Linked DNA regions of Homo sapiens: region 1 is linked to region 2. Evidence: read pairs that join two places in POLR2A ChIA-PET (ENCODE). Cell type or tissue: OCI-LY7. All regions are shown on one strand. Links, peaks and the distances in the headings refer to the core of each region. The heading gives the core; the rest is flanking DNA. Region 1 has its middle 31 kb from the start of DYNC1I2. Region 2 has its middle 68 kb from the start of DYNC1I2.

Evidence for each region. Peaks named below come from ENCODE experiments on the same cell type or tissue, not always from the same donor. Only the 100,000 strongest peaks of a DNase experiment are listed, where the experiment ranks them.
Region 1: POLR2A ChIA-PET joins it to region 2 with 6 read pairs; 2 of 35 experiments call an interaction of 5 or more read pairs at or near these places.

Annotation. Positions count from the first base shown.
Region 1 is chr2:171,653,654-171,659,040 of GRCh38, forward strand. No RefSeq gene overlaps it. Among named protein-coding and RNA genes, the nearest start is that of DYNC1I2, 31 kb to the right of the region's middle. In OCI-LY7, for the core only: no CTCF peak of the experiment used is centred there; a DNase peak (open chromatin) is centred at 2,108; H3K4me3 peaks cover 1,050 bases; H3K27ac peaks cover 2,117 bases.
Region 2 is chr2:171,752,808-171,758,194 of GRCh38, forward strand. No RefSeq gene overlaps it. Among named protein-coding and RNA genes, the nearest start is that of DYNC1I2, 68 kb to the left of the region's middle. In OCI-LY7, for the core only: no CTCF peak of the experiment used is centred there; no DNase peak of the experiment used is centred there.

The DNA.
Region 1 (5,387 bases), core at 96-5,095, 99 kb before region 2:
AGGGAGACAGGGTCATATGTTGCAGACAAAGTCCCTTGGGGCCTACTTTTACACATTGGGAATATTCTTAGAAAAGAAGGAATTTGGAGGAGTCAAGCAACTTCCTAAGAAGTGACTACTTAGGAAGTGTAGAAATTCATTGTAGAAATTCAACCATGAGAACCTGAAAAATAAATAATAAAGGAAGAGGGAGACAGCCTTAAAATTCCTCAGACACAACCAATGTATAGCACTGTTAATACTTTGTGCACATCCCACCATAATTCTTTACTATATACAATATTGACATAGGTAAAGTTATTTAGCAAGATTGAAGAAACCTTCCGGATCACTGAGCCAGACACATATGTCTGGGAACTCATGTAGTAACACACTATGGCACATGGCTTTGTCTTTGGGTACTCTCAACAAGTCCTTTGGGTGGTCTCCTCCCAGGCTTTCTTTGCCATTACCTACCTCCCTGATGCTAAGACCTTGCTTGCATTCTGGCATCACATAGACCACTCCTCCTGGACCTTACTCTGCACTTCAAAATTGATTCCTTTCTTTTCCATGACCCCAGCTACATTTCTATTCCCTCTCTGCCCTGCTCATCTCTGGGTTTCAAGAAGGAAAGAATATAACCAACTCATTCTCACCAAAATGTCAATAGTATATTTTCTCTTAACATGTTAATCCTTCAACAGATGTCACTTAGAAAGAGGTTTGCTGGGCCGGGTGCGGTGGCTCATGCCTGTAATCCCAGCACTTTGGGAGGCTGAAGAGGGCGGATCATCTGAGGTTAGGAGTTTGAGACCAGCCTGACCAATGCGGAGAAACCCCATCTCTACTAAAAATACAAAATTAGCTGGGCGTGGTGGCGCATGCCTGTAATCCCAGCTACTCAGGAGGCTGAGGCAGGACAATCGCTTGAAACTGGGAGGCAGAGGTTGTGGTGAGCCGAGATCGCGCCATTGCACTCCAACCTGGGCAACAAGAGTGAAACTCCATTTCAAAAAAAAAAAAAAAAAAAAGGTTTGCCAGATGAGGCAAAGCCTCATAAACTGACAAACTAAATATCTAATGGGTTTTGTCTGCCAAGAGACCTGAGGCAGAACAGATCAGAGAGAGCGGTAGGGTGCGGTGGCAAGGAGTCAGCTGGTATCCACCTGAGGGTTTCCATTTGTGCTGGCTTTTCCTTGACAACAGGGTCTGCAGATTGAAAAGTTGCCCTGCATCCTTTTCACTTAAGCTTGATGGCACTTTAAGTTATCTCCTAAAATTTTATATCAGGCTCAGCTTCTAGGCTACATTCAGCAGGTCAGCCCATAGAACTTTCTGCCTTCAAAGAAAAAGCACTTCTAGAAAGAAACATTTGCCATTTTCCTTGGCAGAGGGAAGACAAGTCATGAAGACCTTCCCTAACAGAATTTCAGACACCTAATGGGGACTGTGGACATACTTTTAGCTAAGATTTGGGACCATCTCCAAAATCCCCAAATCCTACCACATATCAGCCTCCTATAAGGGAATCATGTAATCCCACCTTAGGTAATATTAGATTTTTAAAGTTTCCTATCACTAGTTTATAACAAAACTTCATGAATGGAAACACACACAAAGTTAATGGAGTTGACTTGATGATGGTCTGTTCTCCCTTTTCTTTACTTCTCCCTTTTCTTCTTTTTTCAGGCTAGGACTGATCTTGGACAAAACTATTCCTTCCCTTTTCTAGGGCCAGATTTCTAGGCACCCAAATTTCTGTTTTCTCATCCTCCCTGTATCTTCTCCAGCCTAGGATTACTGTGTCCAACCTCCTGGGCTTCCTTCTTTCCCTGCCACACCACTCCTCCAGTTTAGCTGGCTCTAACTTTCATCATCTCCAGATCTAAGGCTTCAACTAACTAATATGGTTAACTAATCAGTGTTACAGTGTGATGGTGGAAGACTATGGGTTCTCCCAGGTAACCAGTGTTCTGAATCTAGAGACATTTAGAGGCAAGATACCAGGCAAGTGTTTACTCTCTGCATTAGAGAATATAGACTGGTGATGTTACTAAGTGCATTATTTTTTAGCAGAGAGGTTAAGCAGGTGGTAACCGGATTTTAAAAACACCAAAATGTATTCCTAAATTAGCTCTGTCCAGACATCTCTTCTTTCTCTTCTCTGTCTCTCTGACCATCATTCTACTTCCTCTTTTCTAACTTCCTCTTTCTCCTGGCATTTTGTTCCTTTTTTCTCAGGTTATTAAGATTTAACATCAATACTTCCCAGATTTAGATTAATCTGATAAATACAATCAAAAGCCTCAGTTGCCCCATTTATAAAATCAGAATTATTTTAGTTCTAAGAGTATAGCTAAGATAGTGTTAGTTTCCTCCATCTGAAATATTTTATAAACTACATATACTATAACATGTATGTATTAGTGAATTAAATTTAAAAAATAAAATGGACTCCATGTACCCATGTTTGCCCCTTATTTGCCTCTCCCTAGTCCCAACCTTACTCTCGGATAACCATTATCCGGAAATTGCTTATGATTCTCTTGTTTTTATGTTGTTTTTACCATATATCATTATAACCCTAAACAATAAATGGTTCATTTGTGCATGTTTTTAGACTTTATATGATATACTTTGGTTTTAGACTTTATATAATATACTTTGTGAATACTTTGGCAACTGGCTTTTCCTCTCAATATTATGTTTATAAGATTCAGCTCTTGGCCAGGCACATAATCCTAGCATTTTGGGAGGCCTAGGCATGAGGATCACTTGAGGCCAAAAGTTCGAGAACATCCTGGGCAATATAATGAGACCCTATCTCTACAAAAAAATAATTTTTAAATATTAGCCAGGCATAGCGGTTCATGCCTGTAGTTCTAGCTACTCTGGAGGCTGAGGTGGGAGGATTGCTTGAGCCTGGGAGGTCAAAGCTGCAGTAAGCCATGATTGCACCACTGCACTGCAGCCTGGGCAACAGAGCAAGCCTCTATTTCAAACCCCAGTCAAAATGGCTTATATCAAAAAGACAGGCAATAACCAATGCTGTCAAGGATGTGGAGAAAAGAAAACTCTTGTACACTGTTGCTGGGAATGTAAATTAGTACAACTATTATGGAGAACACTTTGGGGGTTCCTCAAAAAACTAAAAATTGAACTACCATATGATCCAGCAGTCCCATTGCTGGGTATATACCCAAAAGAAAGGAAATCAGTATATCACACAGACATCTGCACTCCAATGTTTGTTGCAGCACTGTTTACAATAGCTAAGATTTGGAATCAACCTAAGTGTCCATCAACAGATGAATGGATAAAGAAAATGTGGTACATATACACAAGGGAGTAGTAGTCAGTCATAAAAAACAATGAGATCCTGTCATTTGCAACAATATGGATGGAATTGGAGATCATTATGTTGAGTGGAATAAGCCAGGCACAGAAAGACAAACTTCACATGTTCTTACTTACTTGTGGGATCTAAAAATCACAACAATTGAACTCATGGACATAGATAGTAGAAGAATGGCTACAAAAATAATTAGAAAGAATTAATAAGTCTGGGCACAGTGGCTCATGCCTGTAATCCCAGCACTTTGGGAGGCTGAGGCAGACAGATCACTTGAGGTCAGGAGTTTGAGACCAGCCTGGCCAGCGTGGTGGAATCGCATCTCTACTAAAAATATAAAAATTAGCCAGGCATGGTGGTGGATGCCTGTAGTCCCAGCTACTCAGGTGGCTGAGGCAGGAGAATTGCTTGAACCCGGGAAGTAGAGATTGCAGCGAGCTGAGATTGTGTCCCTGCACTCCAACCTGGGTGACAGAGCAAGACAGGAAAGAGAGAAAGAGAGAGAGAGAAGGGGAGAGAGAGAGAGAGAGAGAGAAAGAAGGAGGGAGGGAAGGAAGGAAGGAAAGGAAGGAAGGAAAGGAGGAAGGAAGGAAGGAAGGGAGGGAGGGAGGGAGGAAGGAAAAATAAATAAATAAAAAAGAATAAGACCTGCTATTTGATAACACATTAACTTAATAGCAGATTTTAAAATAACTGTAAAGGGTATAATTGGATTGTTTGTCCTTAATGCTTGAGGAGATGGACACCACATTCTCCATAATGTGCTTATTTCACATTGCATGCCTGTATCAAAACATCTCATGTACCCTATAAATATATACACCTACTATGTGCCCACAATAATTAAAAATTAAAGAAAGAAAGACTCCATTTCAAAAACAAATCATCTCTATCTTAGTAGCTGTAGTTCGTTTATACTGTTCCATGGGAATCTACAGCTTAAACACCATTTCGTATCCATCCTTTTGTTGGGGGACATTTGAGTTGGAAACTCAATACATTCATTATATATGTTATGAATATATATGTTTTTGTGAACATATAAATGGATTTCTATTGGTTATACATACAGGGAGTAGAATCACAGAGTATGCCTGTATTTACCTTTATTACATAATGGCAAACTGTTTTCCAAAGTAGGTATATCCATTTATATTCCCATCAGTGGTATATGAAAATTCCAGTTGCTTCACTGTCTTGCTAGTATTTGATATTTTCCAACTTTTAAGTATGTGCCAATATGGTGGATGTAAATGGTATCCCCTCATTATCTTAATTTGTATTTCCCTGATTACTAATAAGGTTAAGCATCTTTTCATGTTTATTGGTCATTCCTGTTTCTTGTCTGTGAAATGTTTGTTCATGCTTTCTGCTCATTTTTCTATCACGTTTTTTCTTTTTATATTGATTTGTAAAATTTTCATAAATTCTAGATGCCAGTGATTTGTTGGTTATGTGTGTTGCAAATATCTTCTTCCAGATTATGACTTGTCTTTTCATTTTCTTGATGGTAGTCTTTTGATGATCAGGAGTTCTTAATTTTAATGAAGTAAAATTCATCACACTTCCTCAGTTAGAACTTTGTGTATCTTATTTAAGAAACCTAAGGTCATAAAAATATTTTCTCATAACTTATTCTAAAAATTTAGCTTTTCACGTTTGTATCTTTAATTTAAACTGGAATTGAAATTTGGTGTATAGTAAAAAAGAATGAGATCATGTCTTTTGCAGGAACATGGATGGAGCTGGAGGCCATTATCCTTAGCAAACTAATGCAGGAACAGAAAACCAAATACCGCATGTTTCCATTTATAAGTGGGAGCTAAATGATGAGAACTCATGAGCACAAAGAAGGCAACAATAGACACGGGGGCCTACTTGAGGGTGGAGGGTGGGAGAAGGGAGAGGAGCAGAAAAAAATAACTATTGGTTACTGGGCTTAATTCCTGGGTGATGGAATAATCTGTACAATAAACCCCCATGACACGAGTTTCCCCATAAAACAAACCTTCACATGTGCCCCCAAACCTAAAATAAAAGTTTAAAAAAAAGA
Region 2 (5,387 bases), core at 177-5,176:
ACATTCTATGATAAAGTTACAGATTATGTTTAGTAGAAAAAAAAATGACCCACTCTGAATTTCCATCCTAGACTCAGCTGTTCCTCTTCTGTTATATACAGAACATCGACTGTGGTATCTGGAGCCTTTGAAAAGTGCAAGTGGAACTCCTTTTTTGAATCAATGAGAGAACAAACTTGGTTCAAGACTATACAGTTACATAGTGGCAGAACCGGAATCAGTCACTTCTATACAAATCTAGGAACAACAGCTATTCAGCTGTTATGCTCTTTACATAGTACTTCTCCCTTCCCTAGGGTTAGTCCTCTCGGAAATAATGTGTGCTCATGTGAGAAGATGATCACTAAAAGGAAGACCTTTGTTCCTTAAGGAACTGTGTATTGGCTGTCAGGCTTACAGGACACCTTGAGATCAGTCCTGCAGAAATAGCTCTTATCTGCTTCATATCTGGCTTGGCAGAGCCCTGCTCTCTTACTATATCCAAAATATGATTTCCAGAAATAAGTCAAAACCTGATTTAATAAATACCCACTGAGGAAGAAACTTGGTAAAATGACTAGGCCCTTATTAATGGGCCTCATTTCTAATAATGTTTGATATAGTCATGATTTGTCAGTACACTAAGGGTTCTTAAGATGGATTTGAAGGAAACTTCATTTTCTAGAGGTAAAAGAAATGATGAGCCTTACTCTTCCTCAAACTCAGGAGTAACTTAAGTAGTATTTGTATCAAGAAAAAATTTTTATTTTGTGCTAAAAGTCCAATAAGGAATAATACAGTGTAATACAAAAAAGACTGCCCCTGAGTTGCCTGCTCCTCATCTTACACAAATTCTTCACCTCTCTAGACCTTCCCCCTCTTTGCTGTAAAATGAGTGCTGCAGTATCAGTGTTACCAGGGAATAACTGGAATAATACATTCATGTAGATCACATGCCCCAAAATGCTAAATGAATGTCAAGAAGATGTGCTTTAATTGGAATTGTATCAACTGAGAGGAAATAATCGACTCCAAATGTTAATATTTAGTTGGTAGATTAGCCCTTTCAAACATGGTAGTCCTGAAATTTATATTTCCAGTTCTAAGAGCCTTGAATGTTAAGAGTCAACTTGTGTTGATACTCAGTTAACCATGTCTTTGGGCAAATGTTTTCACCTCTCTAAGCCTATTCCTTCATCTACCACTTCTCAGAGAAGTTTGAGAATTAAACCCAGAATATATGTGAAAATGCATGCTAATCTATGAAGCACCATACAGGTATGAAGCATTGGTATTATGGAAGGTGATAAGTAAATAACCTTCAACAGGTTCAGTATCTGATCTTCAGTAGCTCCTGTAAGCTTTTCAGGCTCTATCTCCTGGCTGTTAGAGGTTAAAAACAGGCTCCTAGAAATTCAGATATCTCTGCTGACACAGCTGCTTTACCACACAAAGCCTTCCTGACCGGTTAGGATTCACTTATAATCTTTATCTTAGCTTTTTTATTCTGCTTCTGAAAGAGAGCGCTAAATCAGTATAAGTTTCAAAAAAAAAAAATAGAGATGGGAGTGATATGAGAACCTACTCAAAGGTCTTTCACCATTACTTTATACTTAGTGGAAATGTACAGCTGTTTCTAAAGTTACCATTTCCTCTGCCTTACAAAGAACTGGCCTGTGTACATTCTGACCATGTAGTAGTAATAACTGCTACTATTTACTGAGCATTTACTAAATGATATATATATACACACACAGATGTGGGAAATATTGCTAATTTACAAAAGAGGAAACTGGTTTGTAGCCAATTTGCATGATGTAAATGTTCCCACCATGGCCAATTGCAAACAACAAATGTAGTATCAATGAAAATGGAATTGGGAAGATACACACATAATGGGCTGTCATTGGGCTGGTACAAGCCAGGTCCAGCATATCCCTGGGACTAGGGACATTAAGTGAGTCATAGTTTAGGAACTAAACACAGAAAGTCTTGATTTTAGACTTGTGTACTTAACCAAGTTGCTGCACTACTTTTATGATAGTTTTCAGCTCAAATAAGCCTACATATAATACTACATATTTAAAAGACCACAGAGCAACTCTTTGTGAGAGAGAGGAACTAGGATTACTCTTCTGGCTTCTAGAAAGTGATTCTACAACTTAAAAAAAAAAAAACTTTTAAGTTCTGGGGTACATGTGCAGAACATGCAGGTTTGTTACATAGGTATACACGTGCCATGGTGGTTTGTGGTATCCATCAACCCATCATCTAGGTATTTCTCCTAATGCTATCCCTCCCCTAACCCCCCACCCCCGACAGGCCCCAGTGTGTGATGTGTCCATGTGTTCTCACTGTTCAGTTCCCACTTAGGAGTGAGAACATGCAGTGTTTGGTTTTCTGTTCTTGTGTTAGTTTGCTGAGAATGATGGTTTCCAACTTCACCCATGTCCCTGCAAAGGACATGAACTCATCTTTTTACTTATTTATTTATTTAGAGATGGAGTCTTGCTCTGTTGCCCAGGCTGGAGTGCAGTGGCACAATCTTGGCTCACTGCAAGCTCCGCCTTCTGGGTTCACACCATTCTCCTGCCTCAGCCTCCTGAGTAGCTGGGACTACAGGCACCTGCCACCACGCCCAGCTAATTTTTTTGTATTTTTTAGTAGAGACGGGGTTTCACCATGGTAGCCAGGATGGTCTCGATCTCCTGACCTTGTGATCTGCCTGCCTCAGCTTCCCAAAGTGCTGGGATTACAGGCGTGAGCCACCACACCTGGCTGAACTCATCCTTTTTTATGGCTGCATAGTATTCCATGGTGTATATGTACCACATTTTCTTTATGCAGTCTATCACTGATGGGCATTTGGGTTGGTTCCAAGTCTTTGCTATTGTGAATAGTGCCACAATAAACATACACATGCGTGTGTCTTTATAGTAGAATGATTTATAATCCTTTGGGTATATACTCAGTAATGGGATTGCTGGGTCAAATGGTATTTTTAGTTCTAGATTCTTGAGGAATCGCCACACTGTCTTCCACAATGGTTGAACTAATTTACACTCCCACCAACAAACAGTGTAAAAGCATTCCTATTTCTTCACATCCTCTCCAGCATCTGTTGTTTACTGACTTTTTAATGATCGCCATTCTAATTGGCGTGAGATGGTATCTCATTGTGGTTTTGATTTGTATTTCTCTAATGACCAGTGATGAGCTTTTTTTCACATGTTTGCTGGCTGCATCAGTGTCTTCTTTTGAGAAGTGTCTGTTCATAACATTTGCCCACTTTTTGATGAGGTTTGTTTTTTTGTTTAAGTTCTTCGTAGATTCTGGATATTAGCCCCTTGTCAGATGGATAGATTGCAAAAATTTTCTCCCATTCTGTAGGTTGCCTGTTCACTTGCATGACAGTTTCTTTTGCTTTGCAGAAGCTCTGTAGTTTAATTAGATCCCATTTGTCAATTTTGGCTTTTGTTGCCATTGCTTTTGGTGTTTCAGTCATGAAGTCTTTGCTCATGCCTCTGTCTAGAATAGTATTGCCTAGGTTTTCTTCTACGGTTTTTATGGTTTTAGGTCTTATGTTTAAGTCTTTCATCCATCTTGAGTTAATTTTTGTATAAGGTGTAAGGAAGGGGTCCAGTTTCAGTTTTCTGCATATGGTTAGCCAGTTTTCCCAGCACCATTTATGAAACAGGGAATCCTTTCCCTGTTGCTTGTTTCTGTCAGGTTTGTCAAAGATCAGATGATTGTAGATGTGTGGTGTTATTTCTGAAGGCTCTGATCTGTTCATTGATATATATATATATATATCTTTTTTGGTACCAGTACCATGCCATGTGGTTACTGCAGCCTTGTAGTATAGTTTGAAGTCAGATAGTGTGATGCCGCCAACTTTGTTCTTTTTGCTTAGGATTGTCTTGGCTATGCAGGCTCTTTTTTGGTTCCATATAAAATTTAAAGTCGTTTTTTCTAATTCTGTGAAGAAAGTCAATGGTAGCTTGATGGAGATAGCATTGAATCTATAAATTACTTTGGGCAGTATGGCCATTTTCATGATACTGATTCTTCCTATCCATGAGCATGGAATGTTTTTCCATTTGTTTGTGTCTTTTCTTATTTCCTTGAGCAGTGATTTGTAGTTCTCCTTGAAGAGGTCATTCACATCTCTTGTAAGTTGTATTCCTAGGTATTTAATTATCTTTGTAGCAGTTGTGAATGGGAGTTCACTCATGATTTGGCTCTCTGTTATTGGTGTATACAAATGGTTGTGATTTTTGCACATTGATTTTGTATCCTGAGACTTTGCTGGAGTTGCTTATCAGCTTAAGGAGATTTTAGGCTGAGATGGGGTTTTCTAAATATACAATCATGTCATCTGCAAACAGAGACAGTTCTTCCTCTTTTCCTGTCTGAATACCCTTTATTTCTTTCTCTTGCCTGATTGCCCTGGCCACAACTTCCAACACTATGTTGAATAGGAGTGGCGAGAGAGGGCATCCTTGTCTTGTGCCGGTTTTTAAAGGGAATGCTTCCAGTTTTTGCCCATTCAGTATGATATTGGCTGTGGGTTTGTCATAAATAGCTCTTATTTTTAGATACATTTCATCAATACCTAGTTTATTGAGAGTTTTTAGCATGAAGGGTATTGAATTTTGTCAAAGGCCTTTTCTGCATCTATTGAGATAATCATGTGGTTTTTGTTTTGGTTCTGTTTATGTGATGGATTATGTTTATTGATTTGCTTATGCTGAACCAGCCTTGCATCCCAGGGATGAAGCCAACTTGATTGTGGTGGATAAGCTTTTTGATGTGCTGCTGGATTCAGTTTGCCAGTATTTTATTGAGGATTTTCACATCGATGTTCATCAGGGATATTGGCCTGAAATTTTCTTTTTTTGTTGTTGTGTGTCTGCCAGGTTTTGGTATCAGGATGATGCTGGCCTCATAAAATGAGTTAAGGAGGATTCCCTCTTTTTCTATTATTTGGAATAGTTTCAGAAGGAATGGTATCAGCTCCTCTTTGTACCTCTGGTAGAATTCGGCTGTGAATCTGTCTGATCCTGGACGTTTTTTGGTCGGTAGACTATTACTGCCTTCATTTCAGAACTTGTTATTGGTCTATTCAGGGATTCACCTTCTTCCTGGTTTAGACTTGGGAGGGTGTATGTGTCCAGGAATTCAGCCATTTCTTCTAGATTTTCTAGTTTATTTGCATAGAGGTATTTATAGTATTCTCTGATGGTAGTTTGTATTTCTGTGGGATCAGTGGCAGTATCCCCTTTGTCATTTCTCATTGCGTCTATTTGATTCGTCTCTCTTTTCTTTATTAGTCTAGCTAGCAGTCTATGTATTTTGTTGATCTTTTCCAAAAAAATAGCTCCTGGATTCCTTGATTTTTTTGAAGG